2 separate regions of the Homo sapiens genome follow, and region 2 is linked to region 1. A link is an interaction called in ENCODE POLR2A ChIA-PET data of the cell type or tissue named here. Cell type or tissue: IMR-90. All regions are shown on one strand. Each heading gives the region's core, and the rest is flanking DNA. Links, peaks and the distances in the headings are about the cores only.

What was found. ChIA-PET counts read pairs that join two places held together with the same protein. Peaks named below come from ENCODE experiments on the same cell type or tissue, not always from the same donor. Only the 100,000 strongest peaks of a DNase experiment are listed, where the experiment ranks them.
Region 2: POLR2A ChIA-PET joins it to region 1 with 11 read pairs; 2 of 35 experiments call an interaction of 5 or more read pairs at or near these places.

What each region holds. Positions count from the first base shown.
Region 1 is chr6:139,593,598-139,610,150 of GRCh38, reverse strand. No RefSeq gene overlaps it. Among named protein-coding and RNA genes, the nearest start is that of LINC01625, 130 kb to the right of the region's middle. In IMR-90, for the core only: no CTCF peak of the experiment used is centred there; a DNase peak (open chromatin) is centred at 4,610; H3K27ac peaks cover 1,813 bases.
Region 2 is chr6:139,857,106-139,873,658 of GRCh38, reverse strand. FILNC1 (FOXO induced long non-coding RNA 1) reads right to left here. Exons shown (of 3, transcript NR_038399.2): 3 at 13,188-14,374. Among named protein-coding and RNA genes, the nearest start is that of FILNC1, 94 kb to the right of the region's middle. In IMR-90, for the core only: no CTCF peak of the experiment used is centred there; a DNase peak (open chromatin) is centred at 10,108.

The DNA.
Region 1 (16,553 bases), core at 3,707-11,706:
CAAAGAAAGAGATATACATTGATTCCTTAGGGAATAAATGAATGCACCAGTTCTAGACAAACACATATGAAAAAGAACTAATATGATTATGTGTTATAACCTTGATAGGTACATTTTGTTGTTGAAACTTAAAATTTTTCAGATGAATAAGGCCAAGTCAGTAATCTCTTTGGCCCTGAATTCTGTGTAGGCAAAAATGTGTAAACTCCCACATGGAAATACTAGCCATAGTCTCGGTGCCCTCCAATCAGTAATACAATTGATAACACATATTTTTCCCTGGGCCATTTGGTCTAATCTTTCTATGATCTACATAACTTCTCTTGACTTTTTCATTCTAGAGTCTATACTCTAGATATTCCATACACAGACCAGCACACTGCCATGGGCATCCCTGGACTGTCACTTAGTCTTTCTATCTATGCGTACTGTTTTACCCACTGTCACAAAACTTCAGACACAGAACAGTCTGGAGAGGTAAGCTCTGTTTATCCAAGATCACATATTTTGTTGATTTTTTTTTTAGTTGGGGATTTTTTGAAAGTTTAAAATTTTTTATTTTGTATATCTTATTTATTTATTTGTTTATTTATTTGGAGTGCAGTGGCGCCATCTCAGCTCACTGCAACCTCTGCCTCCTGAGTTCAAGCAATTCCCCTGCCTTAGCCTCTTGAGTAGCTGGTGCACACCACCATGCCCAGCTAATTTTTTTTTATTTTAGTAGAGACGGGGTTTCACTATATTGGCCAGGATGGTTTTGATCTCCTGACCTCGTTATCCACCTGCCTTGGCCTCCCAAAGTGCTGGGAGTACAGGCGTAAGCCACTGTGCCCGGCCTGTATATCTTATTTTTTTAAGCCACCCTTCATTGAGACTTATTGTGGGATAGAACTAGAACATGAGCTTGGCTTACATTTTCTCATTCAGACTTTACCACAATCCTATCAAGTTCACACTACGATTATAAATTTCATCCCCATTTTACAATTGAGAAAACTGAGGTATAAGGAAATTAAGAAAGTTAATCTAAACCACATAGCTGGTAAGGTCTTGAGTCAGAACAGCTGTTTCCAAAGCAGACACTCTTAACCAATACTCTACAATGTCTCATGGAAAATCCGAGAATAGATATTCAGAGGAAAAACTGATGATAGATACTCATGTGTATTTAAAAAGAGAATGAGGCCTGGGAATATATTTCCTTATTATTTATAGAGTGTGTAAGTTTTTAAAAATGTAGAATAATAACATAGGGAACAGAAGAAAAGAAAAATACCCTAAAGATTTCTAAAAGAACATTTTGACCGAAAGAGGCTTTTCTAAGCAAGTAGTTTACTCCTGGGCCATTAGTCATGGATTTAGATTTTCTTTTGAGCTATTGATTAGCAAGTGAAATGCAATTTACAGATTTTGTTAATCATTGTTCTCTTGGTGAGCAAATTTTTCAATCTGTTTCAAAAACAGTCAAGTAATAGAACTAAAAAACCCCAAGCCAAGTTGGATGGGAGAGAAGAGTACTCAAACATTTGCACTGACATCATTGTTTACCTAGTGGAGACCCTCCTAACATTCTAGGAAGAATAACTCCTTCAGGAAGGGTTTCTGTTCTCAGAAAAACATTCCACAAACCTTTATAATTAAGAAGGAAATGCAAGGCCCAAGAGACTTTTCCTTATCAGCAAAGTCATCCTAAATGTATATAAATTTATTCTCTAAAATAATCAAGAAAGAGGATATTTTAAATATAAATAAATGAAGGATTTTTTGTTTCCTATTACATGAATCCATCTCCATCCTGTCTTTGAGTTAATCATCATCAAATTGCACTAAATCAGAGATGGCAGGGGCTGCGCCTGGCTGGATACCAGTGTTTCTCAGTGTTTGGTTATACTGGAAATGTCTTTGGAATGAGCTTAATCTGAAAGATTTTTGACCAGTAATTCTCTTAGAGTTCTAAACAGCAGAGGTTTTTTTGGTGGGGAGAGTAGGGTGGGGAGATGAAGGGATCTCTGTGTGTGATACATATTTTCTTCTTAAATCAAAAATAAGATGGCATCAAGAATTTCTCTCCAATTTTCTCTGTCTCTCTCATGCGCGCGCGCACACACACACACACACACACACACACACACACACTCCCTCCTCCCATCACAACACTTCTGCTGTTGGGAAGTCTAAGAGAATTGGGAAAAGGAGGAAGGAGTGGTGAGGGGAGGGAGACATTTACTTTCTGCACTGTTTGCTTTTTTAACCATGTTTATGTGATTCTTTTGGGGTAAAATAATAACTTTTTTGAACCCTGAACAAAATGAAAAGGCAAAAAGACTCACAGCTACACAGTCAGCTGTTGTAATAAAGAAGGTAGAAGGGAAGTACAAGCAAAATATTCCAGGTTGGCAGTGTCATCTGTATTATTCTTTGGCTGAAAGGCGAAGTTTCTCCTGAGGGTTTAGGTTGTTTGCCCAACTAAGGGGTGGGGTGAAGGATAAGGAAGGCAGATTTGCGTCTATAGCTGATTGGCAGTTTCTGTGAGGAATTATCCACTCCAATAAATTTTGTTATTTCTGCAGTTTCTTTCTCAGAGTTGATGGTACTCTTTACTCTTGGGTGGGGGGTGGTGTGGGGAATGGGATGTTGTTTCTGGTGACTGCTGGGAGAAGAGAGTAGGGGGTAGCTGTTTGAGAGACTGAAAAGGTTCTGGGAGAATGGAATGTTGTTGTTCCTTCATTTTTGAAACCACTCTTCTTTTTGATCGTGTTTGTACTTTAAAATTTCACACTGTGGTCAAACTAGGCAAGGTATAATTTAACATGTCCCCTATAAACACTGGACAACTGCACTTGCCTGTATGCACACAGGCACACAATTTTTATATAGACATTTGTGGGGGAAAAAAATCACATTTTAATTAACAACCAGAATGTGAAAAGGCAAATATTTTAAATGCCACCTATTTTTTTTTTTGCTTTTCCTACAGTTTTTCTATTTAATGGAGATAACATATAAACCCAAGTGCTGTCTTTCTCTCCTTCTCAACTATAATTTAGAATCACACTGAAGAAGAAAGTTGTAAATAAGACAAAGTTAAAATTTATATTTCACATCAAGCATTCAACTGTAATGTAAAGAAAAGCAAACTTTAAGTTTACTGAAAAGGAATATTCCAGCAATTACCAAAAGATTCCACAGCTGTTAAACTAGAGAAACTATTTTTTCTTTCTTGGATTCCAACTCATCATCTCTCACAATTACCTCATAACTAATCAAAGCTTTTATGAAAACGTTAGTAGCCAAAAGAGCCACTTTGATTGCCTTCATTCCATTGACACACTATTTACAGGCGTGTTTATTGCCACTAATAACTTTCTTTTTTAATTTTAAAATTTCTTCACTTGAAATCTGCTTTAAAAACAACAATAAAATATATTCTAAAATATTCACATAGTATTTAGATAGAACATCAATTTTCTAGGGCATTTCTTTACAACATGTAAGGAAAATGTACTCAGGGAAAGGGATGCAGTTCTTGATCTTGAAGACGGCAGCATCAAGCTTTCTTCGAGCATCTTCTTCTTTGAGGACGCACTGCTTGGAAGAGCTATTATAAGAATGTATGCACCGGGCGCAGTGGCTCACGCCTGTAATCCCAGCACTTTGGGCAGCTGAGGCAGGCGGGTCACTAGGTGAAGAGATTGAGACCATCCTGGCCAACATGATGAAACCCCATCTGTACTAAAAATACAAAAATTACCTGGGCATGGTGGTGCGTGCCTGTAGTCCCAGATACTGCAGAGGCTGAGGCAGGAGAATTGCTTGATCCTGGGAGGTGGAGGTTGCAGTGAGCCAAGATCGTGCCACTATACTCTAGCCTGGTGACAGAGTGAGACTCCATCTCAAAAAAAAAAAAAAAAAAAAAAAAGAATATGTGTATGTGACTTATAGACATCTATGATAAATAGCCATGCCTAAATTAGACTGTGTCCGTCCATGCTTTCATACATTCACCAAGTATTTGACCAAGACTTTATGCTGTTTTGCTAATACAACCATGTATCAAACATAAATACTACTCTTAATTTGCACGCAATCTAATAAGAACTTTAAAGAATAGTGTTTCTTGGCTAGGCGCGGTGGTTCATGCCTGTAATCCCAGCACTTTGGGAGGCCAAGATGGGTGGATCATTTGAGGTCAGGAGTTCGAGACCAGCCTGGCCAACATGGTGAAACCCCGCCTCTACTAAAAATTCAAAAATTAGCTGGGCGTTGTGGCGGGCGCCTGTTGTCCCAGCTACCTGGGAGGCTGGGGCAGGAGAATCGCTTGAACTTGGGAGGTGGATGTTGCAGTGAGCCAAGATCACACCACTCTACTCCAGCCTGAACGACAGAGCGAGACTCTGTCTCAAAAAAAAAACAATAAACAAAAAAAACCAGAATAGTGTTTCTTGCCACTAGATCCTAGGCCTTTGCATCAGTCGGCTGTTAGCACAATGCTGCATAACAACAACAAAACCTTGACATTTTAGTGGTTTGCAAAAGTAAGCATTTATCTCTTGCTCAATATCTGTGGATAGGGTTCAGCTTACGTAGGCTTGAGTCAGCTGGACTTGGCTCCAAACTTTGAATTGGGTCCAAACGTGCTAATTCCTCTATAAACCAGTGGCTATCCAAGGCATGTTCTTTATGAAGCAAAAGGAAAGAGCACAAAAGGGAAAGTTCCACTGCACAATTCAAACATCTGCTCCTGTCACCTCTGCTGACATCTCACTGGCCAAAACAAATCACATGGCCAAGGCCAGCACCAATGGGACGGGGAAGTATACTCCATAGGAAATAATAGCCATAATAAAGACAGAAGAGAGTGAATACTTGCTGGACAAAATCCAATCTCCCCAAAATCCTCTTCTCTTTTCATATCATTCTTTCTCTAAGAGATCTCATCAAATCCAGAGATTTCCTTCCTATCTATGTATAGATAATTCGCTAATTTATATCTCCAGCTGAGAACTCTCTTCTCAGTTCTAAACCAAGTTTTAAAACCAAGAAACTACTTGATAATTGTACTGGGATATCTCAAAGATACTCCAAAGTTAATATGTCTTAAATAAAAATCATGCTAACCCCCACCATCTATCATAGACCAAAGTGGTATTCTCCTGGTATTCTCCATGTCAGTGAGTACCACATTATCTATTCAAACCAGAAATCTAAGAATCTATACTATTCCCTCTCCTTCAACCTTCAAATCCAATTGATTGCCAAGACCTATTTTACCTTCATCTTTTCTCTTCATCTTTATCAGCATCCTACTCTACCCTACCAACATCTCACACCTGATATCACTTAATATCTATTAACCAGTGTACCCACTTTCATACTGGTCCTATTTAATTGGTTTTCCATTTAGAGTATCATTTTTTTGAAAGGCAAATCTAATCATGTGACCATTCCTGCTTAACTCTCTTTAACGGTTTGGTGGTTTTTAAATATGCCCCAAATTATTTGATGTTACTTCTTTTAAAAGTGAAGCCTAGTTCTCCTCTCCTTAATAAAATGTGGAACGGAATTAGCTACTTTTTTTTTTTTTTGAGATGAAGTCTCGCTCTTGTTGCCCAGGCTGGAGTGCAATGGCATGATCTTGGCTCGCTGCAACCTCCACCTCCCAGGTTCAAGTGATTCTCCTGCCTTAGCCTCCCAAGTAGCTGGGATTACAGGCATGCGCCACCACGCCTGGCTAATTTTCGTATTTTTAGTAGAGATGGGGTTTCCACCATGTTGGCCAGGCTGGTCTCAAACTCCTGACCTCAGGCTATCTGCCCATCTCAGCCTCCCAAAGTGCTGAGATTACAGGTGTGAGCCACCACGCCCGGCCCTAGTTACTTATTTTTAACAAATAGATGTGATGGAAGTGCAATGTGACTTCTGAGGCTAAGCTTTTAAAAATATACCTTTGCCTCTCTCTCTCTCTCTTTCTCCCTCTCTCTGTCTCTGTCTCTCTCTCTCTTTCTCTGTTTCTCTCTTTCTCTCTCTCTCATTACTTACTCTCGGAGAAGACAGCTACCATGGCATGGAAATTCAAGCAGCCTTATGGAGAAGTAGCTCAAGCTTCTCACCAACAGTCAAAACTAATTTTCCAACGACGTGAGCCACCTTATAAGCAGATCCGTCGCCCTAGTCAAGACTTCAGATGACTTCAGCCCTGTAAGATATCTTGTCAGCAACTTTCTGAGAGACCTAAAGCTAGAGCTGCCTGGCTAAGCTGCTCCTGGATTCCTGACCCACAGAAACTGAGATACTAAATGTTTATAATTGTTTTAAGCCACTAAGTTTGAGGATAAATTGTTATGCAATAGTGGATAACTTCCCATTCCTCTTAGGAGAAAGAGCAAAATGCTTAACCCCCTTCTCCAGACACATCCCATAACCTTTCCCACCCACTCTCTGCCTCCCAGACATGCAGATCTTCCTTCCGTCCTTTGGACACACGATGTTCCTTTCTCCCACAGAGCTTTTGCTCATTATCTTCTGATTTTGCAATAAAGGTATTTCTTTCTATCTTCACCACATTATACCCTATATTGCCACTAAATCTTCGCAACCTTCTTACTTTTCCTGAGATATTTTTCCAGATATTAGTGAACTGGTTAAACTCATATATCATAACCTTTCTCTGCATCATGTAACTCCCCCACTCCATTTACATTAATCATGTGATAATTTGATTTCCATTTCTTCCTCTGTAGACTTCCTGAGAGTTCACTTTGCCCACCATTGAATCCCTAGTACCTGTAATAACGACTGGCTTGGAGTTGGCAGCCAACAAAAATTTGTCGAACGGATGAACGAAATGAAGGAACGTGAGAGGTACACAGGAACCACAATCATATAAGGCAAAACTTGCCATGTTTGGAGTGAGCAGAGCTGGAAGGCCGTACAAATAGGTATCAAGACAGATTGTCTAGTTTACCATTTATGTCCACAATTCCTGTTGCCTCTGTCCTTTCACCTCCCCTTCAAAAGCAGCCTTCCTCTTTCTCCCTGCTTCCCCTTAAAAGTTTCCAAATCCCTTATCTCCATTTTCCTTGCTTGTCAGTATTCACTGGCAACAAAGGGTCAAATAAAGTCATTCACATTGAGGTGCTTATTGTCGGCAGAAAGTCCAACTGTGCAGGGAAGCCCTGGAGGGAAATAGAGGTAGAGGAAATGAGCTGGTTAAGTGGGACAAAAACCCAGGACAGAAGAGAGGCCAGGGTGAGAGTGGACTAGGCTGGAGTCAAATGGAAATGAGGGGGTGGGAGGTAAAGGATAAGGGAGAGGGCAGTGGGGCTAGTTCAGACCCCCGCCCAGCAACTCTCCTAATCCAAGGAAACAAGAAACAGACACAGCTTCCAAGCCATAGGGTGCAATCCGGAGTGTCTGTTGCAAAGCTAGACTGTGAGAATGCCTGTCTGAGGTGACTGAGATAAGGAATAGGAGGCAGGGTCTGGCATTGAAAAAAAGAAGCCTGCAGGAACAGGGCAGGATAAAAGGCCTCCAAATAGTAAGTTTTAGTGGAGACTAGGCACACCTCTGGATGCCAGAAAATTAGAGGAAACAGAGAAACTCTAGATGAAGGAAGAGGGGCCCTTTTATCTAGGGCTCAATAATCTGTAGATTCACCATCTCCATGGGCCTCCTCCCCCTCTACGAGCATGGAAGGCTGTTCTCAGCACTGCATGGCCAGGGGAAGCTCTGGGGGTCTTGTCCAGATGTCCTTACTATGGTTCCACTGGGATAGCTATAGATGATCAAGTATTTACCATCAGTTAGCGGGCTGAGGCATGGGACTGGCTCAGAGGTATATACAGGTAAATGACTAAGAAACTTCTGTTTTGTTTTGTTTTGTTTTGTTTGAGACGGAGTCTCACTCTGTCGCCCAGGCTGGAGTGCAATGGTGCGATCTCAGCTCACTGCAATCTCCGCCTCCTTGGTTCAAGTGATTCTCTGCTTCAGTCTCCTGAGTAGCTGGGATTACAGGCGCCTGCCACTGCACCCGGTTAATTTTTGTATTTTTAGTAGAGATGGGGTTTCACCATGTTGGTCAGGCTGGTCTAGAACTCCCAAACTCAGGTGATCTGCCCGCTCAACCTCCCAAAGTGCTGGGATTACAGGCATGAGCCACCGCGCCTGGCCAGAAACTTCAGTTTATTGGTTGTTTTTTCACTTGAAAAATATATTTAAGTTAAATTAATAAATACTGATTATGGACTTCTGAACAAAGTAGCCAAGAAGAGCATTGCAGCATGCATTAGAAACACACGTGAGTTCATAAACACTTGCTGACACTCCTAGGGAAGTAGCTCCCTTTCTTCAGCAGCTCCAAGTGTGGTTCTGCACCAAGTCACTGAGCACTTCTTCCCAACCTGAGCCAGCTAACGAGGGCCAACATCAAACAATATTCAGTGCAAAGTTTAAGACAGATGGCAAGTATATTCAAAGAATCAAATTTTTGAGATATGCACAGTGAATTCATTCCCTGCCTTTTATTTACTAAGCTATAAAGCTTCTCAATGGCTTTAGTATACTTTATTTGTTTAGCAGAAATAACAGTGGCATCTCAATGACTAAAAGAAGTGGACCAAATGGATCTTCCAATCTTAGGGTTTTTAGCTTCCAGTCTTAGTGACTGAAAAAGATCAACAAACTGTGCCCTCAACCGATTGTTGTTGATTGGACTGTGCAAAGATAAAAATGAAAAACTCTGAATTAGTAGTTGGTTTTATAACAGCGTATCCTGTGGTGTGACCAGACATAGTCCTTTCAACCTACAGAGTAAAGGGAATATTGCCTAGTCTAGCACATCCTCTAATCTTATCACCCAGGCCTACAGATTCTAGAATAAGCCATACTCCACCCCTACCACCACCACCTCTGGCCTAATTACTCAGCTACATCCTCTGGACATGTTCTGTTGGAACTCAGGGGCCTTCTAAAGAACTGCTATAAGACCATCAGGCTTGCCTTCTAAATTCCCCTCTGGGGCTCTATTGAACTGCTGTGTGACAGAGAGGGTACTTCCCCAGCCATAAATAAGTGTTGAGTGCAACCACACTTTCTCATTCTTAATGTTGGAAAACTAGGAGGGCAGTTGCAGTTGTCAGCCTATATGTGGCTGATGACACCTAGAGTCACTAAGAATAAAATTATAAAATTAAATTCATTTTCTATAATTTTTTTTGAAGTGATGTGTTAAAACACCAACAGTCTTACCTTAGGAGAATGTAAACTCCTTAAGGATGCCTTTGCAAGCTTTTTCAACAAGTCATGGTCAACTGCAATGAATCAACACAACCGTCAATATCTATGAAATCTGTCACTTATCAGGTGTAACTAAGTATAAAATTTTCAAAATATCTGTTTTTTAAGTAAATTATGTCAAATTTGGTATATCCCATACAATGTCACTCTCATTTAGTTGCATCCTTAGATGTTTCCTCAAAAGAGAAGAAGGGTATGTCATTACAGCTAGTGGGAGGGCAACCCACCAATCAACAGCTGCCAAATATCTTCCTCTCTTCCTTTAGCCTCTCCAGGAAATCTTCCTCCTCTGAGAAATATGTGTTCAAACACCTTATTTGGGTATTTCCATGATGATATATACTTGTGACAGTGTCATCAATCACGTGCATCTCAAAAGAAAAAAAAAATAAAGTGATCTCAGACATTAAGTCTTCTGTGAATTTTAAAGAGTATCTGAAAAGAGCCGGGTGCAGTGGCTCACACCTGTAATCCCAGCACTCTGGGAGGCCGAGGTGGGCAGATCACCTGAGGTCAGGAGTTCAAGATCAGCCTGACCAACATGGTGAAACCCCATCTCTATTAAAAATACAAAATTAGCCGAGCGTGGTGGCACATGCCTGTAATCCCAGCTGCTTGGGAGGCTGAGGCAGGAGAATTGCTTGAACCCAGGAGGTAGAGGTTGCAGTGAGCCAAGATTGTGCCATTGCACTCCAGCCTGGGCAATAAGAGCGAAAACTCCATCTCAAAAAAAAAAGTATCTGAAAAGAGCGATCTGTCTTCAGCTGAGCTCCTAGAGAATTCTGAACTAATGCAGTATCACAGCAATCATTTCCCTCATGCTTTCATGGCCTGTCCCCTGCAGTGGTCATTTTACTAGATTATAACAATTTATCACATCTATCTCTTTATTAGGATACCAGCCTTGAGTCTATGGCTGTGTCTTTTTATCTTTGTGTTCAGGGTCCAGCACATTGCCTGGCACATAGTAAGAATGTGGCACTACGTGTTGAAACTGAATGAAATGGTTAGATGAATGGATGGACAGAGGGACAGGCGGATAACTCGATGGATGCTATGTAGAATAAATAGAGTGGATTAATGTCACCTAAACTACAAATGCTGCCCCGTTATTGAACTTTAGAAGTTCTGACAATGTTTTGAGAACCAAGGTTATGTTTTGACAAAACTAATTTAGTGTTTCGCAAAGCATAATTTTAGAGCCCAAATGACCACATTTGACAGGATTTTGTTAAGCAGGGCTGCATTTTATTTAGGCCAGGCCCTCAAGACTGACAAGTTATATACTTTTTGTTTGTTTGAAGGTCTTTGCAAAAATGTATGACTGCACCAGCTATGGATTCTTTCTGGTTTCTGCTGCCCTGTAACCTCCAACAGAACAACGCTGCTTCCAGGAGGTGCAGTGTCTTCATGGGTTTCCCAGAATCTTTTCGATGTCATAAGAAGGCAACAGATTTCTAAGGAGCACCTGAATTCCTTGAAAATGGCTTTGAACAATATGAGTTTCTTTTCTTTTCTTTTCTTTTTTTTTTTTTTTTTTTGAGACGGGATCTTACTCTGTCGCCCAGGCTGGAGTGCAGTGGTGCGATCTAGGCTCACTGCAAGCTCTGCCTCTCAGCTTCATGCCATTCTCCTGCCTCAACCTCCCTAGTAGCTGGGACTACAGGCAACCGCCACCACACTCGGCTAATTTTTTGTATTTTCAGTAGAGACGGGGTTTCACCGTGTTAGCCAGGATGGTCTTGATCTCCTGACCTTGTGATCCACCCGCCTCAGCCTCCCAAAGTGCTGGGATTACAGGAGTGAGCCACCGCGCCCGGCCATGAGTTTCTTAATTTAATATTTGTTTCTTTAAGGGATCAGGCTGGCAGCAATGTCATGGAGATATCGATGTGCTTCACTGAGAGGAAAATAGTTGTGCTTCTTTGAGGAAGGGGCTTAATTCATAAGGTAGTTCACTAAACTCAATGCAGATCCTCAAACCATATGACTTTGTAAATTTGTCTAAGGATCAAATCATTTGTTCCAATTTAGTGTTTCTGACTTTCTGAGAATAGTATTTCCAAGAACACCCAGGAGAATGCAAAGTATGAATAATCCCATATCTGTCTCTCCTTTTTTAAATTAAAAAAAAAAAGATAATAAAAGACAAATTAAAATATTTGAATTTTATGATTTAACTTCAGCTTACAGATTGATTCATTTGTGGCAAATTATGACTTGAAACATTTAAGAAAATCAACCCCAACTTTAAAGAAGATGGTGCCAGGAAATGGAAGGCAGAATTTAGCTTACTCTTTGGCTTTAGCATCTTTTTCCTGTGCTATCTTTATAAAGGCTGTAAGTAGCAGCTTAGAAATGCTGGAGAGGTTTTTCATTTTTTCGTTCTTTTTTTAAAAGAAGGATTTGGCCAGAAACTTAGTTATTTGCATATAGTAGGATCTTGACATCTCCTGTGCTTTATCTTGTTCACATTGTAAAATGTTGCATATGAACTCTAGGATTTAAGACACATCAGCAGTTGCTGAACACTGCATTGAAAATGTATTCATTCCAAAGTGAATTATCATTGTTGGTGACGTTCTCTTTTCTAAACCTTAAAAAGCTGAAAAATGGTAATACAAACCACATGCTTGCTTCATTCCACCACCATTCTTGGCAGGACGAGAGCTGCCTGGCAACCTTGCCGTCAGCTGGGCCTGTGGTAATCAGGGCAGTATTGCCCTGTAGTTAAATCTAATGCTTTCTTTCTGAGAACCCATCAGTGGATGTTTTTTCTTCTTATCAGACTTCTTAGTAATGTTTGAAAAGGGCTTCTGTGGATGAGGAGAATATGTCCTCATAGAGCGAGCTGCTGAAATAGTGGGGAAAAAAAAAAAGACAATAAAGTATTCTAATGACTCTGCAGAGAAAAAGCCTGCAAGAACTGCCTGCCTGTTGCTTTGGACTTCGGCCCTACAGAGGCGTGGGACCCAGCCTGACTCAGCTGGCTGGGCTCCATTTCTTTCAGAGGCCTTGGGGAGCCTCATTCCCTATGGAAACTCCAACAGCAAGGATCCAGGGTATGGAGTTCAGGGTCTGAAGACTTAAAACACAAGCATGGCCTTATGTGTTTGGCCCTTGAACATTGACAATATTTTAATTCCAACATACTTAGGAGAAAAATATGTATTTGGAGCAACACCAATGATGAAAACATCCCTTTAAGTAAGCCTAATTATAACTGAGATGACACAAATTTGTTATGATAACTGAGCCTGTAAAAACTGAAACTTCCAGGAAAGAAAGATCACTGGAGCAGCCATAGCCACAGGGACAGTCTCTAATGAGACGCAAAAGTCAATAGGAAATTGGAATTCACCAGGCAGAATTTTACTTTATAGCCAAATTACATAAACAAGGACATTATTCAATTCTTCCTATTCCCTGCTAATTAAACAAAATGATGACATATAAAGTGCCTAGTAGAGTTGCTTCACATGACTGGCACTTAAAACATATATGAGTTTGTTCCTCCCTGGTCAAGCAGATTTGCTTTGAGATCCCTCTTCCAAAGGCCCTCTTAGCCAGCTCTTAAAAACACAGCTCTGTGGGGCCTCTTTCTTCCTTCAAGCACCTTCCATTGCTTCATCCTCTTTCCTGAGACCTATAATCACTAAGAAAAAGAATCTCAAAAGGAGTTGATGAATCCAGCCAGTAGCTCCAGCTACTTAATTTGAGTAAGCCCTAAGAAAGTTAAGATCCTTCTGTGATCCTTAACTTCAGGGTCCTAGAACCCAAGACCTTAGATGAACTTTATTCTAAAACAGAGAATATTATTCCCCAAAAGGAGTAAGTAAATTATTCCTAGTTACATAACCAAAGGACAGCCTCATTCTAATCTTATGATTTAGAGAGCAGTGGCCCTCTATGTAAGTTAGTTAGTTAGTTTTACTTTCCACAATGGTTAGAGGTGCTTTGTGAATGGACAAGAAATTATATACATGCCTGGAACTAACCAGATGCACACATTGGAGGTTGTACCATAATGAAAACATACAAATATTTTTAATTTCCATTATAATGGGTAGAAAAGAATTTGGGCTGTACTTAATGTTCTCATTCCAGCCCTTCCTCTCACAGACCCTGAAATACCTAGAAGTTCAGCTACTTAGCAAACTCGCAGGATGGTCACATTCTCTGTCTTCCCCCACTGCACTTCCCTTCAACTAGCCAGTAGGAAGAGTAAACCCTGTCTCAATACTAGTTGTAATAATTCCCTGTGTTTAAGTTTATAGATTTAACTTTCAGGGACATCATTTGCCACTCAAATAATAAATAAAATTGCTTGTATTTGCATATGTTCAAGAGTTTTATACTTGTTTTCTTGCTTGTCACTTCTGTGAAACATGCTGAGATAAATATAGATATTATTGACTTTATTCTAATGATAAGGGGACTGAGATAGAAGTGTAAAAATGTCTCAAGAAAATACATTTCAAGTAGACTGTCACCAGGTGATGGAAGGCAGCTGGATGATATGTTCCTTTTTAACTGAGATTCCTACGTGGCTATAAATGGGCCAAGGTTAATGCATTTTAAAATCCATATCCCATTATTTCAGTTACAGTGAATTTTGAACAATCTTTAAAGAGCATAAATTTGAATTTATCATAAGTACCTTTCTCAGAAATCTGTATTTATTTATCACAATTTAATCTAACCTTGGTCTTCCATCTAAAGATTTAAGCTGTTTTTTTGTTGTTGTTTTGTTTTTGCTCTTGTTGCCCAAGCTGGAGTGCAATGGCACAATCTCAGCTCACTGCAACCTCCGCCGCCCAGGTTCAAGTGATTCTCCTGCCTCAGTCTCCCAAGTAGCTGTGATTAGCACCACCATGCCTGGCTAATTTTTGTTGTTGTTGTTGTTGTTGTTTTGTTGTTGTATTTTTAGTAGAAACGGGCTTTCACCACGTTAGCCAGGCTGGTCTCATACTCCTGACTTCAGGTGATCCACTCGCCTCAGCCTCCCAAAATTCTGGGATTACAGGCATGAGCCACCACGCCCAGCCTAGGCTGCTTTTTAAATCCACACTGTATCCACTGCCTTGAAGCTAGATTCCTCCTAGGCTTATCTCCAGGTGCACCTCTTTTTATCTGCATGTGGTCTCTTTTCTTTTATTAGCTTTCTAGACACAATTAAATACACAGCTTTAATTTCCTTTCTAGCTCCTGTGCATGAGCTGCAAGGGCTCTGTTCTGTCTTGAACTGTGTCTCCCAAGAAGGATGGAGCACAGATTGATCACTTTCATTTAGGGCATCCCTCTATTCTGAGAGCCCCGCCCCATTACCAACCCTCCCCCATCCAAGAATGTTTTCTTGGCATTGTTCTTTTTGGAATATGAGGGAAAGTTTTCCCTCCTTTTCTTGATTCTTTCCTTGATTAGCAGCTGCAAGTTAGGTATGATGACTTTTAACCACAAAACATCTCAGAAGCCTGTTGCTAGCGGTAACACAACATACAATTTTTAAACAACTCTGTCTGATACAAGCTGTTCCAGCCAAAGAGTTCCTCTGAACTGATTTCTAAAATAGGTGATATTCTTCCAGAACAAAACATTTTATGAGAGATTTTTTTCAATGGTGATTTAAGTCATCGCATGACCCATTTATCCTTAAAAGCTCAACTTCTTTCCTGTGGTGCAGTCAATTAAATAATGATTTCTAGCACAACCATACTGTAAGGGTCTCCTGCTACTTCCAAGAAGCTCAAAGAACTTATGTATTTGATATTGGAAATCATCACAGGATCCTTTTTAGGGGAAAGGCTATAGGTAGGTGTATCTGTATAGTTTTGGAGAGAAGCCAATAGATAGTTAAACATTCTTTTTCATGGATTTTAACTTTGTTAAGACTTGTAAATTTATCTTTCTAGAAGATTATGTGTTTACCTTACATTTTCCCTATGTTAAAATCGCATTTGTCTGAAACTCAGTTACTTCTTCCTTTAGTTCCAAACCATGTAAGTAGTTAATTATTTTCCCAAGCTCCACCTATTTACCTTCTTTATATCTTACTAGGCCCATCTCTTCTGGCCTCCTAGAGCTGAACTATACAATTATGTGACCACATGTAGCTATTTAAATTTAAATTGACCGGGTGAGGTGGCTCACGCCTGTAATCCCAACAGTTTAGGAGGTTGAGGCCAGTAGATCGCTTCAGCTCAGGAGTTCAAGACCAGTCTGGGTGACATGGTGAAATCTCATCTCTACAAAAATACAAAAATTAGCCCAGCACGGTGGCACAGGCCTATTGTCCTAGCTCCTTGGGAGGCAGAGGTGGGAGCATGGGAGGCTAAGGTGGGAGGATTGCTTAAGCCCAGGAGATGGAATTTGCAGTAAGCTGAGATCGTGCCACGGCACTCCAGCCTGGGTGACAGAGTGAGACTCTGACTCAAGAAAAAAATTTTTTTAATTACAAATAAACTTGAATTAATTAAAATTAAACTAGGCCGTGTATGGTGGCTCATGCCTGTAATCCCAGCACTCTGGGAGGCCGAGGCGGGCGGATCACAAAGTCAGTAGTTCAAGACCAGCCTGGCCAACATGGTGAAACCCCATCTCTACTGAAAATACAAAATTTAGCTGGGCATGGTGGCAGGTGCCTGTAATCCTTGCTACTGGGGCAGCTGAGCCAGGAGAATGGCTTGAACCCATGGGTGAAGGTTGCAGTGAGCCAAGATCTTGCCACCACACTCCAGCCTGGGTGACAGAGCAAGACTCTGTCTCAAAAAAAAAAAAAAAAAAAATTAAAATTTCAGATTTTCAGTTCACTGGTCACATTTTCAGCGCTATTAGCCATATGTAGCTAGTGACTAGTATGCTGGACAGTGCACACATAGGACATTACCATCATTGCACTGCTGTTGACTGTATGACCCATACATTTCCCGTATCTGTCTTTCCTATGGTATCACAGGGCCTTGAGTGTTAGTAAGAACACTAGAATACTTGTTGAATAAATAATCTATCCAGAAAGATGTCTCACTATTCACAAGATGAGAAGACAAAGAATGGGACTTTAAAAAGAATCCCTCATTGGAAGCAAAGAACAAAAAGGTGAGAGTCTAACTAAAGTAAAATGTGGGTAAGAATAATGGACATAACACAAACACAAGCTTGTGCCTGTTCAGTAACTACAGAGAGATTAACGGTTCACAATGAGTTAGATTTCCATTCCGCACTAAAGTTTATAAAATTTTTACATCTGGCTATTTTATCAA
Region 2 (16,553 bases), core at 5,780-13,779, 260 kb before region 1:
TAAGTGGCATAGTAATGTTTCATGGAAAATCTGCTAGTCCAGTTCACACCTGTACAGATCATGCTTGAATTTGCATTCACGTTTTATTGAAAATATTAACAATTGGAATAAATTAGGGGTGTGTGGGGGAAAAGCAATGTCCAGCAAGACTCAAGCCTAGGAATTATATTATGAGAAACATAACTCCTCTAGAAGCAAATACTAATTAGCACAAGACACTAGAGAGAAACCATGATGTGATGAAAAAGATGATGTGCATCAATTTAGACAGAACTAAAAGCGTATCCCACCTCCACTGCTTATCGTCCTGTTATCTTAGGTGGCTATTTAACTCTCTGATTCTCAGTTTTGATGTCTATATCTTGAAGATAATACATACAGCAGTGCACAGTTGGAATGAGGAACAGAAAAAAATGTATTAAAGACTAACAATGCCTGGTACGTAATAGAATCTCAAAAGTTGTGTTGTGGTTGGCATGGTCTTATCAAGAAAACCAAGCCTTCACATTTATATGCCCAGGTCTGCCTCATCAGGGGTGGAAGATTTGTGTAGACCCCTCTACCTTCAGGACTGTTATATGAAAATTGAACAGCTCTGCTTTATTTTGCTCTAGGGGACAGAAACAGGACAAATAGTGCACGACAGCTTTTAGTTAACTGTCATAAAGAACTGCCTAGCAATCAAATTGTTCAATGATGGACTTTGATGCTCCATAAAATAATGAGACTCTTGCCTGTGTGTGTGTTTAAGGAAACAGTAGATTTCCCTGTACTCTGGTTGGGGTGGGGAAAGAGCTTGCCAACATGGGAGGCTGCCCATGGGGCTCACAGCTTCCTGCCAACTGCAAGGCTCTAGGAGTCTCTATAGCCTCATCAGTGAGGCTAAACAGAAAGAATATATCAAGTTGTCAGATTCAACAAATGTTGTTTTTCCTCCACTGCTGAGGACCATAGTCATCATTTAAACGATGAGATCACTAATTTGAGAATAGAATTTCCAGCCTCTGGTAAAATGGACATAATATTGGACAGGCAACATTTAAATTTCAAATAGGTAAAATGACAATCATAGCTATAGCATTCTAACACGAGCTAAAGTTCAATTTTGTAATAATTAATGACTACATAAATGACAGTAATGATAACAAAAAGGTACATGAGTATGCTATCGTCAAATAAATGTTTAAATAGGCAACTGCTTTTTCTGGAAAATTATGATCCTGAAGTTTGTTCCAAACAATACCAGCAAGGCCTTTTTAGGAAAAAGTTCATCTCCAAAAACAGTCTAGTAGCAGGTTGAGAATTTGAACAGCAGCAAAGGAATCATAAACATTTTCTTGCCAGATGTACTGCCCAGATGTAAGGACACTCAATGTTTCAGCAAGCAAGGAAAGGCAGAGAGAACCAGGAGAGCTGGAAAACAATACACAAGTTAACCATTTGTTTTAATAACTACTTAAATACAAAAAATATTTATCATTTATTATATAGTTAACAAAAATAACTTTTTTCTTTTTCCTTCTTTTTTCCCTCAGTTTTCTCCTCTCTCTCTCTCTCTCTCTTCACCTCCCCTCCATCCCCCTCTGGTCATTTCCTCTCCCTTAAGGGGCCCCTTGAATTGCTTACAAACTCTGAAGTTTCCTCATGTTTCCACACTTTGAAGTGTCCCCTTCCCCCACTCTATCTCCATTCTGCAAAATCTATTCTTCAAAAAGAGAAATAACTTTTTCCAAAGAAAAGTACATCCTGAGAGAACTACAGTTGATCAAGTCATTCACATTACTAAATAAGCTAACCACAGTTTTTTTTAATGAGCAAATTATCATACTATTTAGAGCTATTTGGATGCACACAGATATTTACTATTATATTATAGTTATCTACATATAGAAAAAAAAAACTATAAGAAAGAGAGTTCAGGCTGGGCACAGTGGCTCATGCCTGTTATTCCAGGTACTTTGAGAGGCTGAGGCGGGTGGATCACTTTGAGCTCAGGAGTTCAAGACCAGCCTGGGCAATGCAGAGAAACCCTGGCTCTACAAAAAATACAAAAATTAGCTGGGCATTGGTGGCTCGAGCTTGTAGTCCCGGCTACACTGGAGGCCGAAGCTGGAAAATTGCTTGAGCCCAGGACGGGGAGGTTGCACTGAGCTGAGATAAGGTCACCTGCACTCCAGCCTGGGCAACAGAGTGAGAACGTGTCTCAAAAAAACAGAAAGAAAGAGAGAGAGAGAAGGAAGGAAGGAAGGAAGGAAGGAAGGAAGGAAGGAAGGAAGGAAGGAAGGAAAGAGTTCAGTAAACATGTCAGTATCTAAAGATTTTTCAAATAAAGTGTTTATACATTACATTCTGGCATACTACATAGATTCATGTTATATATTTGACTTTGGCAATAATTATTTTAATCCTTTTTATAAAGATACCACAACCTATATTAAGTTGTAACTTTGATATCTGAATTGGCACATGATTAAATGTTGTGATGTCCCTGCAAATGTTCCAGGAGGAAAAGTCACTCTCAATACAACACTACCTTGGCGTGTCCACTTAGCACACAGAAAGTGCCCCTGAGGGTAAATCTTCTATTCAGAAGTATGGTCCCAGGACCTTGACCCATCCACACATTCAGAGTGTAGTTTTTCCACAGAATGGTGTATAAACTCCATCCCAATTTATTCAAATGCTATGAGAAATATAACTTCTAAAGGGACCAGCTCATTCTCTTTGTAGAAGGGAATCAGAAAGAGAGTTCAAAAGATGAAGAGAATGTCTAATGGGACAGCCTGAGGTGGCTTATCAAGGTTGGGTTTATAATTGGGGCTGGACAGGCCAGTTTCCCAGACCAGATACTCACTCTCCTGGAGAGGGCTAGAATAGGCACCACTATGAACAGCCTTCTTCTGTTTCTTCATAACTGACCAATATTCTGCTCATTATATTTTTCTTTAAATATAATTTAAAATAGTCAAAATTGATGACTTTTAAAATAGTCAAAATTGATGCTCTGGCTATAATTTTTGTTTGTGTGTTTGTTTTTTGAGATGGAGTCTCGCTCTGTCCCCCAGGCTGGAGTGCAGTGGTGTGATCTCGGCTCACTGCAAGCTCCGCCTCCTGGGTTCATGCCATTCTCCTGCCTCAGCCTCCTGAGTAGCTGGGACTGCAGGCGCCTGCCACAACTCCTGGCCAATTTTTTGTATTTTTAGTAGAGACGGGGTTTCACCATGTTAGCCAGGATGGTCTTGATCTCCTGACCTCGTGATCCACCCGCCTCGGCCTCCCAAAGTGCTGGGATTACAGGCGTTAGCCACCGCGCCTGGCCTGCTCTGGCTATAATTTTATACTTTTAACATGATTTTTTACTTCTTTGCTCTAATATACTAATCTGTTGATGTCAGTGTTTTACTCTAAGGTGATGGCATAAGGAGATTTCTATTATAAATACAAATATAAGAAATGTTTTTACCTATTGATAACCTGAAATGTAACCATGGAAATTTTTGTATAAACATACCAAAAGTGATGCATTTAGAAGCTACTGCCTGTAGCTTCTAGTGCCAGACACACTATTGGTCCCACCATATGCCACTTGTATGAGCATTGGTCAAATTGTTCAATCTCTTATAGCCTCAATTTGATCATATATAAAGTGATAATAGCATCTCCCTCCCAAGTCATGTATGAAGACTTAATTGGTTGCATGACATGAAGAGTGTGATACACTAAGGAGCTGTGTGGGACATTCCTCATTTGATTTATTTTCACTCATTACTTACTTCTCTCCAAAAAAATGAACCTTTGCATTATTTCCCACCGTGTCTCTAACAAGTCAAATTACTTTATGTGAGACTGCTCATTTGCATGCCCACATCTTTTCCCTCCAATAACCTATGGTGATATCTCTCTGACAAGCATCAGCAAAGTCACCTTCAGGATGAACATCTCCTCGTACATGCATTATCCCCTCACAGCATTGCTTTCTCAATCTGTGCTATGTCAATTTGCACTTGAAGACACATTGCTCAGTTTCATTACTCCTTATGTGCCTCATTGCCTTAATATTTTAACTTCTTGAGAGTAAAGATTTTGCTTTCTTCTTCTTTTAAACTGGCCTGCTCAATCACCTAAACCCTCACCCCTACCCCTAGCTAATGTAACAGTGGCATTAATTTCATGTGGACTGTCAGGCTAATGAGAAATTATTTTAGCACTACAGAAGGGGGAAGTCTACAGAGAAGCTGTTAGGTATATCAAAGCAACAGAATAAAGACAGAAATCAAGGAAGGTCAGAAAATTACTTACCCTTCCTTTCTTCTAAATGGTAAATGATTTATTTGCTTCAGTCTCTTAAGGGATACAGGTACCTTCCCTGTGGCTGCTTTCTACAAATAGTGGCAGCAAAGAAAGTCAGAAATGCAAGTCTCAAAGCAGAGATAACAGAAACACTTGAAGAAATAAGCTACAATAAATCAATAGGTACTTAGAGTTACAAAGAAATTAAGGAGTAAATGCAAACATTTTTCTCAAGTGTGTCCTAAGTCACCATCTAAAACGTCTTTTATAAAAAACTATGTTAAAAAATAGAGGTCTACAGTGATACATATAATTGAATACAGGTAGACTGTAAATGTAAATAGTTAAACATGTCCACAACTTCTGAGTAAGTTCTCTGTTAACCGAAGTAAAAAAAGATAATTTCAGAATGGATGAAAGGTAAGGTTCTGCACCGATTAAAACCAGATTAAAAAAGAAGAAACACGAAGCTAAATAGGTAGTTATTGTTTCTGTTTTTCTGTCCCATAAAAACCCCTGAAGAACTTTTTCCCTCCTACCATTTCCCAAAGGAGACACATTTATTCCAGGAATGTGCTTTTAGCAGGATGGAGAACTGCATTTTTGTTACAAGTGAATGACACCTAGGAATGAGTGTTTAAATAGTGGAGTGATTTGGAGGTGAATTAGTAAATAGGATTCAAATCAGAGCAAAATCAAATCATAACAGACAAATGGGAAAACAAATTCCATCCTGATGTGTGTTAGTCAGATTTTTACTCAATAATAAAAATGTGAAAATAGCTTTGGAATTTAAATCTCATTTAAATGCACGCCCAAGAAGACTTTATAATTCTAAATGAATGTAATAACTTCAATATTGTTTAACCTATATAAGATTTTGATTAGCATGACTTGATGAATGGGAATTTTCTCTTTAAAAATATTGCAGAATGTTTACAAAAAAAATAGCTACTTCAGTTAGACATGGAAATTGTTTTTAAAATGTTTTATTACGATTTTTAAAAACCTTCTTGGGAATTACTTATTTAATTTTACAATACTTTCTAAAAAGCACCCTGGCAAACATTTCTTATTAAAATTAAAGTGGATTTATGTTGATGTTTTTAAACTTTCACAGGACTTCAGGACATCCTGAGATAATTTTTGATACTTGGGAGTCACAAAACATAGATAGTAAATCTTTTACCTGAAAGAAGACTTCAGTATAGGCATACCTGGAGATATTGCAGGTTCAATTCCAGACCACTACAATAAAGTGAAAATCACAATAAAGGGAGTTACACAAACTTTTAGTTTCCCAGTGCATATAAAAATTATGATTACAGGCCAGGTGCGGTGGCTCACACCTGTAATCCCAGCACTTTGGGAGGCCTAGGTGGGCGGATCAGGAGGTCAGGAGATCGAAACCATCCTGGCTAACACGGTGAAACCCTGTCTCTACTAAAAATAGAAAAAATTAGCCAAGCGTGGTGGCGGGCACCTGTAGTTCCAGCTACTCGGGAGGCTGAGGCAGGAGAATGGCGTGAACCCTGGAGGTGGAGCTTGCAGTGAGTCGAGATCACACCACTGCACTCCAGCCTGAGTGACAGAGCCAGACTCCATCTCAAAAAAAAAAAAAAAAAAAAAGAGTTATGATTACACTATATTATAGTCTGTTAAGTGTACAACATCATTATGTCTGAAAAAAGACACAGTTTACATCTTCATTAAAAAATACTGATACGGGGAGGGGGGAGAGGATCAGAAAAGATAACTACTGGGTACTGGGCTTAATACTTGTGTGATGAAATAATCTGTACAACAAACTCCCATGACACAAGATTACCTATGTAACAAACCTTCACAAGTACCCCTGACCCTAAAACAAAAGTTAGAAAACAAAAACTTTATTGCTAAATAATACTACTAACAATCTTCTCAGCCTTTGTCAGGTTGTATTTTTTTTCTTTTTTTTTTTTTTTCAGACGGAGTCTCACTCTGTCACCAGGCTGGAGTGCAGTGGTGCAATCTCGGCTCACTGCAACCTCCGCCTCACGGGTTCAAGTGATTCTCCTACCTCAGCCTCCCGAGTAGCTGGGACTACATGTGCATGCCACCAAGCCCGGCTAATTTTTGTATTTTTAGTAAAGACGGGGTTTGGGGTTTCACCATGTTGGCCAAGATGGTCTTGATCTCTTGACCTCAGGTGATCCATCCACCTTGGCCTCCCAAAGTGCTGGGATTACAGGCGTGAGCCACTGCACCCAGCCACGTTGTAACATTTTTGCTGGTAGAAGGTCTCACCTTACTAATGGCTGCTGATTGATCAGGGTGGTGGTTGCTAAAAGCTAGGGTGGCTATGGCAATTTCTTTTTTTTTTTTTTTTGAGACGGAGTCTCGCTCTGTCGCCCAGGCCGGACTGCGGACTGCAGTGGCGCAATCTCGGCTCACTGCAAGCTCCGCTTCCCGGGTTCACGCCATTCTCCTGCCTCAGCCTCCCGAGTAGCTGGGACTACGGGCGCCCGCCACTGCGCCCGGCTAATTTTTTGTATTTTTAGTAGAGACGGGGTTTCACCTTGTTAGCCAGGATGGTCTCGATCTCCTGACCTCGTGATCCACCCGCCTCGGCCTCCCAAAGTGCTGGGATTACAGGCGTGAGCCACCGCGCCTGGCCGGCAATTTCTTAAAATAGGGCAACAATGAAGTTTGCCACATCAATTGACTCTTCCTTTCATGAAATATTTCTCTGTAGCATGCTACAATGTTTGATAGCATTTTACCCACAGGAGAACTTCTCTCAAAATTGAAGGGAATCCTCTCAAAACCTGCCACTGCTTTATTAAATAAGTTTATGTAATATTATAAATCCTTTGTTGTCATTTCAACAATGTTTACAGCATCTTTACCAAAAGTAGATTCCATTTCGGGAAACTACTTTCTTTGTTCTTTCATAAGAAGCAACTCCTCATTCATTAAAGTTTGATGATTGTAGCAATTCAGTCACATCTTCAGTTCTAGCTTTCCACCACGTATGCAGTGATTTCCACCACGTATGCAGCTATTTTCTTCCACTAAGTCTTGAACCTATCAAAGTCATCCAGGAGGGTTAGAATCAACTTCTTCCAAACTTGTGTTAATGTTGATATTTTGACCTCCATCCATGAATCACAGATGTTTTTAATGATATCTAGAAAGGTGAATACTTCCCAGAAGGTTTTCTTTTTTTTTTTCTTTTCTTTTTTTTTTTTTTTTTTTTTGATATGGAGTCTCGCTCTGCCAGGTTGGAGTGCAGTGGCACCATCTCAGCTCACTGCAACCTCTGCCTCCCGGGTTCAAGCAATTTTCCTGCCTCAGCCTCCCAAGTAGCTGGGACTACAGGCGTGTGCCACCACGCCCGGCTAATTTTTTGTATTTTTAGTAGAGAAGGGGTTTCACCGTGATAGCCAGGATGGTCTCGATCTCCTGACCTTGTGATCTGCCCTCCTTGGCCTCCCAAAGTGCTGGGATTATAGGTGCCCGGCCCAGAAGGTTTTCAATTAACTTTCCCAAATCCATCAGAGAAATCACTATCTATGGTAGCAATGACCTTACAAAATGTATTTCTTAATAAAACTTGAAAGTCAAAATTTCCCCTTGACCTGGTGGGCTGCAGAATGGATGTTGTGGTAGCAGGCATGGAAACAACATTCATCTCCTTGTACATCTCTTGGGTGACTAGGTGCATTGCCAATGAGCAATACTATTTTGAAAGGAATCTTTTCTTCTGAGCAGTAAGTCTCAACAGTGAGCTTAAAATAGTCAATAAACCATACCATAAACAGATGGGCCATCTTCCAGACTTCGTTCTTTTCTTTATAGAGCACAGGCAAAGTAGATTTAGCATCACTCTTAAGGGCCCTAGGACTTTCAGAATGGTAAATGAACATTTGTTTCAACTTAAAGTCATCAACTGCATTAGCCCTTGAGAAGAGTGTCAGCCTGTCCTTTGAAACTTTGAAGCCAGGTATTGGCTTCTTGTCTTCATGAAAATCCTAGATAGCATCTTCTAATCTAAGGCTGCATTGTCTTCATTAAAAATCTGTCAGAGTAGCCCCCTGTGTTAGGCTGCTCTTGCATTGCTATAAAGAAATACCAGAGGCTGGGCACGGTGGCTCATGCCTGTAATCCCAGCATTTGGGAGGCCTAGGTGGGTGGATCACGAGGTCAGGAGATCCATACCATCCTGGCTAACATGGTGAAACCCTGTCTCTACTAAAAATACAAAAAAATTAGCCAGGCGTGGTGGCGGGCACCTGTAGTCCCAGCTACTTGTGAGGCTGAGGCAGGAGAATGGTTTGAACCTGGGAGGTGGAGGTTGCAGTAAGCTGAGATTGCACCACTGCACTCCAGCCTGGGCAACACAGCGAGACTCCATCTCAAAAATAAATAAATACCTGAGACCAAGTAATTTATTAAGAAAAGAGGTTTAACTGGCTCATGGTTCCGCAGGCTGCACAGGAAGTGTAATGCTGGCACCTGCTTAGCTTCTGAAGAGGCCTCAGGGAGATTTTACTCTAGCAGAAGGTGAAGCAGGAGTAGACACATCACGTTGCTTGCGTGGGAGCAAGAGAAAGAATAGCGGGGAGGTGTCACACACTTTTAAACAACCAGATCTCGTGAGAACTCACTCGCTATTGTGAGGACAGCACCAAGTCATGAGGTATCCACCTCCATGACCCAAACACTTCCCACCAAGCCCCACATCCAACATTGGGAGATTACATTTCAACATGAGATTTAGAGGGGACAATATCCAACCCATATCACTACCTTCATCAATTATCCTAGTCAGATCTTCTGGGTAACTTGTAGCTTTTACATCACCACTTGTGACTTATGGAGATACCATTAAACTTTATGAACCAAACTTGACTAGTTTCAAACTTCTCTCGGCAGCTTCCTCATCTCTCTTAACCTTCACAGAATTAGAGTTTGGGCCTTGTTCTGGATTAGGCTTTGGTTTAAGGGAATGTTGTGGCTGGTTTAATCTTCTACCTAGACCTCTAAACCTTTCTCCATATCAGCAATAAGGCTGTTTCTCTTTCTTATTATTCATGTGTTTATTGGAGTTGCAGTTTCAATTTCTTGAAGATTTTCTCTCTTACATTCACTACTTGGCTAACTCTTTGGTGCAAGAGGCCTAGCTTTTGGCCTATCTCAGCTTTCAACATGCCTTCCTCATGAAGCTTAATCATTTCTAGCTTCTGATTTCCAGTAAGAGACCTGTGACTCTTCCTTTCACTTGAACACACAGAGGCCATTGTAGTGTTATTAATTGGCCTGATTTCAATATTGTTGTGTCTCAGCAAATACAGAAGTGTAAGGAGAGGGAGAGAAACGGGAATAACCAGTCAATGGAGCAGTCAGAATACACACATTAATTGATGAAGTGCACCATCTTATATGGGCACAGTTTGTGGTGCCCCAAAGCAATTACAATAGAAACATCAAAGATCACCATAATAGATATATTAATAATGAAAACATTTGAAATATTTAGAGAATTACCAAAATGTGACACAGAGACACAAACTGAGCACAAGTTTTTGAATGATACCAATAGACTCGTTCAACTCAAGGTTACCAAAAACCATCAACTTGTAAAAAAAAAAAAAAAGCCACATCTGCAAAGCATAATAAAATGAAGTATGTTCACACTCATCAATTATGAGAAATTTAAAGTACAATGAATAAAGAAAAATCTGCAGCATGAAAAAGTAAGTACGTGTAACATATTTATCTAGAGGAAGTCTTTGGACTTGAAACATGCATATGACTAAGTGTTCATAGCTCTTCAAAAAACAAACTCCAGTCAAAACTTAAAGAAGAACAGATGGATAGAAAAGAATGGCAGCAGGCTATGTGAGTTTTGGAAACAGGTTTGTAGGGATAAAGTGGCTCAGAGAGATCATTGCCTTGGGGTTACTCCAAGATTAATGTGTAGGCACATTTGTGATAAATGGGGAAATTTTGATCAGAAGTTATTGGAAAAGGCAATCTATGCCACAGTGAGTGTGTGTGTGCGTGTGTGTGTGTGTGTGTGTGTGTGTGTGTGTGTGTGTGTGATTTACATGTTTAAATAACAGGAGACATCTATTTTGAATCCAGTTGAATTATAATCCTTTTCTCTAGAAAGTAGATACAAGATATAAAATATGAACGAAGCTAGTTTTGTTTGTTTGTTTGTTTTGTTTTGTTTTGTTTGAGACAGGGTCTCACTCTGTTACCCAGGCTGGAGTGCAGTGGTGTGACCACAGCTCACTGCAGTCTCAACCTCCAAGGCTCAGGTGATCTTCCTACCTCAGCCTCCCGAGTAGCTGGGACTACAGGTGTGCACCACCATGCCTAGCTGGTATTTTTGTATTTTTTGTAGGAACGGGGTCTCACCATGTTGCTCAGGCTGGTCTCAAACTCCTAGGCTCAAGTGATCCTCCCAATTTGGCCTCCCAAAATGCTGGGATTACAGGCATGAGCCACTGCACCTGGCCATGGATGAAACTAGTTGAGATCAGTCAAGGGAATAAAAAAACAATAGATCTATGCTCTTATTTGGCATAGAATAAAAAAAGAAAATTAACAGAAGCCAAAGAATTGAGAAATAAAAAAGAAAGCAAGTTATATAAAAGGCAAGCACGTTATAATCACTAGGATTATTGTATTATGGCTGTTAAATCATTTCCAGAACTCTTCATGCTTAGTGTAGGGAGAGGGGCAGGACAGGGAGGAAGAGGTAGAAAAGGAGTGGGAGGAAACAGACAGAGAGGGAAACAGAGAAGAGGAGAAAACTAATGGGAAAGATTGGTTTATTTAAAATACCACTTTCACGATTTCTTTTCATTGCGCAAGAACTCATATATCTTAGTTAAAAATCTATTTGTGTAGTAGTGATTATCAGCCTGCTTTAGTGATAGAAGCCATTTTTTAATGTACCCAGGATAACCAACTTCATCAACATGTGGTGGAAATCTAATCACCTTTGAAAAACAGTTTTGAGTAATTTCTTGGACTACCACATCCTTTGTAATAGAAAGTCCAATCTCTCTCTCCCCAGCTACACATTTGCTATTAATATCAGGCCTTATTCAGTCCAAATAAGTTTTATCTTTCTTTTCTTTTGTTTGTTTTTTTTTTTTTTTTTTGAGATGGGGTCTCACTGTGTCACCCAGGCTGGAGTGCAGTGGCGTGATCTCGGCTCACTGCAACCTCTGCCTCCTGGGTTCAAGAGATTCTCCTGCCTCAGTCTCCCCAGTAGCTGGGATTACAGGCACGTGCCACCGTACCTGGCTAATTTTTGTATTTTTAGTAGAGACGGGGTTTCACCATGTTGGCCAGGCTGATCTTGAACTCCTGGCCTCTGGTGATCCACCCACCTTGGCCTCCCAAAGTGCTGGGATTACAGGCATGAGCCACTGCGACCAGCCAGGCTTTTTTTTTTTTTTTTTTTTTTTTTTTTTTTTTTTTTGAGACGGAGTCTCGCTCTGTCCCCCAGGCTGGAGTGCAGTGGCGTGATCTCGGCTCACTGCAAGCTCCGCCACCCGAGTTCACGCCGTTCTCCCGCCTCAGCCTCCTAAGTAGCTGGCACTACAGGTACCTGCCATCATGCCTGGCTAATTTTTTGTATTTTTAGTAGGGACAGGGTTTCACCGTGTTAGCCAGGACAGTCTCGATCTCCTGACCTCGTGATCCGCCTGCCTCCGCCTTCCAAAGTGCTGGGATTGCAGGCGTGAGCCACGGCGCCCGACCCTTCCCCCCCACCCCCTCCAAATTTCCAGAGCAGAGAGAAATTGGAAGACACTAGACTGATATTGCTGATTCTTTTTGCTACTACAATGTGTAGATATACAAAACTGACTTTGCACAGACTCATGAACGTGTAATTCCCACAGTGATTACAAACCCTGCATGGGCCATACTAATCTATTCTGCCTTGCCACTAAATATGTCAGCCATCTTGGTTTACACTCACATGTTCTACCATAGCTACTCAAAGGAGCATACCATTCCAAAATGGATGCTTACTAAGGTTCCAACCTTTCTTTGATTTATCTAGCTCTGTAAAAACTAGTACCTAGTCCTTTATTTCCTTTGATGGTATCTGTTTTTGGAGAATCCTGGTATCCTATTCTACTTTTGGAACTTAGTAGATGACATCATGATCCACTCAGGAAAGTTTTCTGGATTTCATGTGAGTATGTGTAGTCAATTGCATGTTAAAGTAACCACAGATGAAGATCATGTTTAGACATAGTTTCTAACCTGAAGATTCCAATCCTTAACTTGCTGGCATTGCCACCAATAACTGGCATTTACTCGGAGACCCCTTGAAACATGAGTAGAAGTCAACGTCTTCACTGGGATTTTTGTCAGTTGTCTGGATCCCAGGTTTTGGTAGAGAAATCTTAAAGGAAAGTAATTCAGTGTGGTGTGTATGAGGGCAGTTTTGTTTTGTCAATTCTACTAGCCTTGAAATTACAGGCCTGTATGTCATACTTAGATGGTAGGCTGAAGGCAAACCGAGCGTCTCTGAATCCCCCCTTCCCATCTATGATTTCTGATGGTTTTTTCTTAGTCTGAGTTTAGCTTTTTTGATGTAAAGAACAAAAGACAATTAAAATACACTAATGTTTCCTATCATCATCCAACTATACATTATGAAACGTGGTCTTCAAGACGTAGCAGGCAATAACTTGACTAAATGTTTTGCAACCACATGACAGGGTCAACAGTTTTTCACCTCTTAATATCTTCCTCTCCACTCAATTCACTTAGCCAAAGTCATATTTTAAGTTCTGTTTTGCAGCAACCCAGTCATAGTCCTAAATTCGTTATGACTTGGTTCAACTGCATGTAATGAAAATTCCACAAATAACAATGGCTTAAACAAGATAGTTTATTTTTCTTGCACATAAAAGGTGTCCACAAGGAGAGTATCCAAGGCAACTATGGCAGCTTTACGGTTCAATGAAGTACACAGTCCCTTGTCTGTAAGTATCATTCTGCACATGGCTTACATTCTCCAGACCATCATATTCTGGTCCAAGATGGCTGCTGGAGCTACAGATACAATACTCGTACTCTAAATAACAAGGAAAAAAAGAAAGCAAGGAAAAACCGTCATATTTTTAAGGAGACTTTTCAGAAAAATTATACCCAACAGTTATACTTAATTGTCTTTGGGCACAACCTAGTTATACGGCCACACTTAAACACAAAGGAGTCTGGGAAATGTCATTGTTTAGCTGAGTGGCATTGTGTCAACCTAAAAACGTCAGGATTTTTTTACTAAGGAGAAAGGGGGAAATCAATTTGATAAGATGTTTCTCATAGATGTTTAAGAGTTCTTACAGAAGAATTAAGTGTATTTTGTGTGTCTATATTTGGCATCAAGCACGTTTATCTATCAACGTACTAATAAGTGATTTCTTTGTCTTATGTTTTTCAATTATATACAATAGAGAAACATAAAAATTCAGACTGTTCTCAGAGATTAAGTGAAATATATATACACACACATATACACACATATACACACAAACATGCATATAATTGACATGGAGCATAATAAATCCCTATCTATGATTTAAAGATTTTAAAAAATCTATCACTACAAGGAATTTGTTGCCATAATTTGTTGTATAAAATAATATTTTATTGTTTAAACGATATTTGTCACATTTATAACTAATAGCAAAGAATTATTCCAAAACATATTCCTGAGATGAATTTTTGGTCAAAATTTAAACTGAAGCAAATTTGTAAGTTTGCAAAGACATCAAGTTACTTTCCCCACACTCATAAACTTCTTGAATTCAGTTAGCACTAGACGTAGCATATTACAAGAAAGGCTGTTTGTTTTGCTGTTTACAGCCCAAAAAGTACTGGATATCTCCCAGGAAATTCCAATTTTAGGAGGATTCCAACAAGCATGAAGAACTGAGTGGTTCAGATTTAGGCACAGATTGGAATCATAACATGGACATTATTCCAAGTCCAACGTGTCTGATCTTTGAGATTCAGCTTTCATTCATGCAGGTTCCAACAGTGAGGCATTTATAAATAAAACCTGGAGATAAAACAGGATTCAATATGTCAATATATAATCTTCATTACTGGCATAATAAAAATTAAAATGTACCACTTTCACATAAGCAAAAAAGTAATTTTTGTTACTTTTTTCTAAGATAGATGGCAGTTACTTATAGGTTTTTTTTTAATTTATGCTGTCCCATAATATACAAAAATGCTATAAAAAATGCTTAAAAACTTGAGTGAAACCAATGTTGTAAGATTACATATGCCCACCAAATATGCACTTTCATTCATGAAATTAGTTGTTCTTATGTATGTTTAAAATAGGCTTTTAGTAATCATTCATTTGTTATTTAACAAATTTTTCATTGTAATGTACAATAAATGCATTTATTTACTAGAGGTACTTATGGCTCTCAAAGCAAGTAATGCACATTGAACCATATATTAGTGGATTATTTCTGTGATATAAAGTTCAGTGTTCATCTAAAATAGATCTCTTTCTCTTTTTACTCTATGCCCTTAGTCCTCCTAATTTCTTTATCTGGTAAAATATCCTGCACAAGGAAGATATTTAATAAATGAGGTTAAGTAATAGGTAGGTCAACGGTAATATTAGAATTACCTTTCTACAAAGAGATGCATTAAGAAGCAATGTAGGTCAGTCCTGCAGAGCCTGACTAACAGGTTCTGACACAGGCAAACAGTGCACTTTGGCTAATCCTCCAGATTGCTTATTACCAACACTTGCAATTTTAACTTATTGGAGTCAATATCAGAAATAAAGATGAGAAAATGATTCAATCCATATTGCTACACTTCAATCACTGAGTTGAGAGACAAGACGTTTTAAGATTTCCAGAAGTTACAAAACCTGTCTCTACCCAATAATTGGAACAACCTGTTAACAAGTAAAAGTTATCACCAACCCAGTTTTGTTATCCACTGATGGTGTGTGTGGGAAGGGAGATTTACTGGATTTATCGATTTTATTTGACAATTTATATGCATAATTCTAAAGAATCTTTTCTAGCATAAGAAAAATGAACTTGGGACCACTGAGAGTGAGTTCATTAATTTTCCAGTACATAACGTTTTTATCTTTTTCACTAATTTTTTAATTTTTTCCAACTTAGCAGGATATATTTTCCTCATCTTCAGGATTTAATAGGTATATTTCCAATTTCACTAGTACACTAACAAACAGAAAAAAAAAGAAAGAAAAAATCATAGATATGTCAGATAAATATATACATTACATTTTATTATTTAACGTAAAAACATAAATAATTAGCCTGAAAGTAGCAAATATAGAAATGAGGAGAGCAAATTGTCATCCTAGCTTTGTCCTTACTTTCTGGGTGACCTTGAATAAGCCTCTTACTTTCCTGAGCAATAACTTTCTTGTCTGTAACATAGAATGATCATGCTCATTTCGTCTTTCACGGCGTTGTCATAACATCACATAACACAATTTACGTCAAATACTTTTAAAGCATAAAGAATTATATAGTAAAATGTTAGCCTTGTTAAAAACCAATTCAAAATATGAAATGCAATCCTCTTTAAAAAGATAAATTAGAACCTTGGGACGTCATTATTGGCATTTCAAAATGATTATTTGCTTTTTAAACAAATTTACTGCAAGATTAGTACTTTCATTTAAAGGAGAGGATAAAAGAGAAGAAAGAGAAATTTAGAAAATTCTCTGAATCTCTGGGAATAAGCGATTACTCAATTTCTTGGTTTCTGGCATAAAATGTTTAGTAGAAGACTTTCTTTGAATTATTCAAATTATATTAGGAAGTAAGTCTGAATTTACTACCAATATGAATTTCACACCACTGTATTCAACCAAGAGGCATTTGAGCACCCTCTCACTGTGATTATTGTATTTCAAGCATTAGGTAGTTCTAGGGGTCAAACTTTGCACTGTCGTCTGTGTGAATGGTGACTCTAGAGTTCAGTTCTATTCGGCCTGCACAGCCATATGAGGCAGCTCTGAGCAAGGAAATTTGAGTCTGTTTCTATTACATTGGAACTGAGTCAATGATCCCAATAATGTAAGGACACATTACCAAGCTTCCCATAATATATGTGAAACTACAAATTCTAAATTCCAAATCTAAAAGAACAGAGTATTTTCTATCTTAAGGCTTTCTAACACACTTTTAAATAGAAGCCACTCATTTAATTATGATAGGACTTGTCAG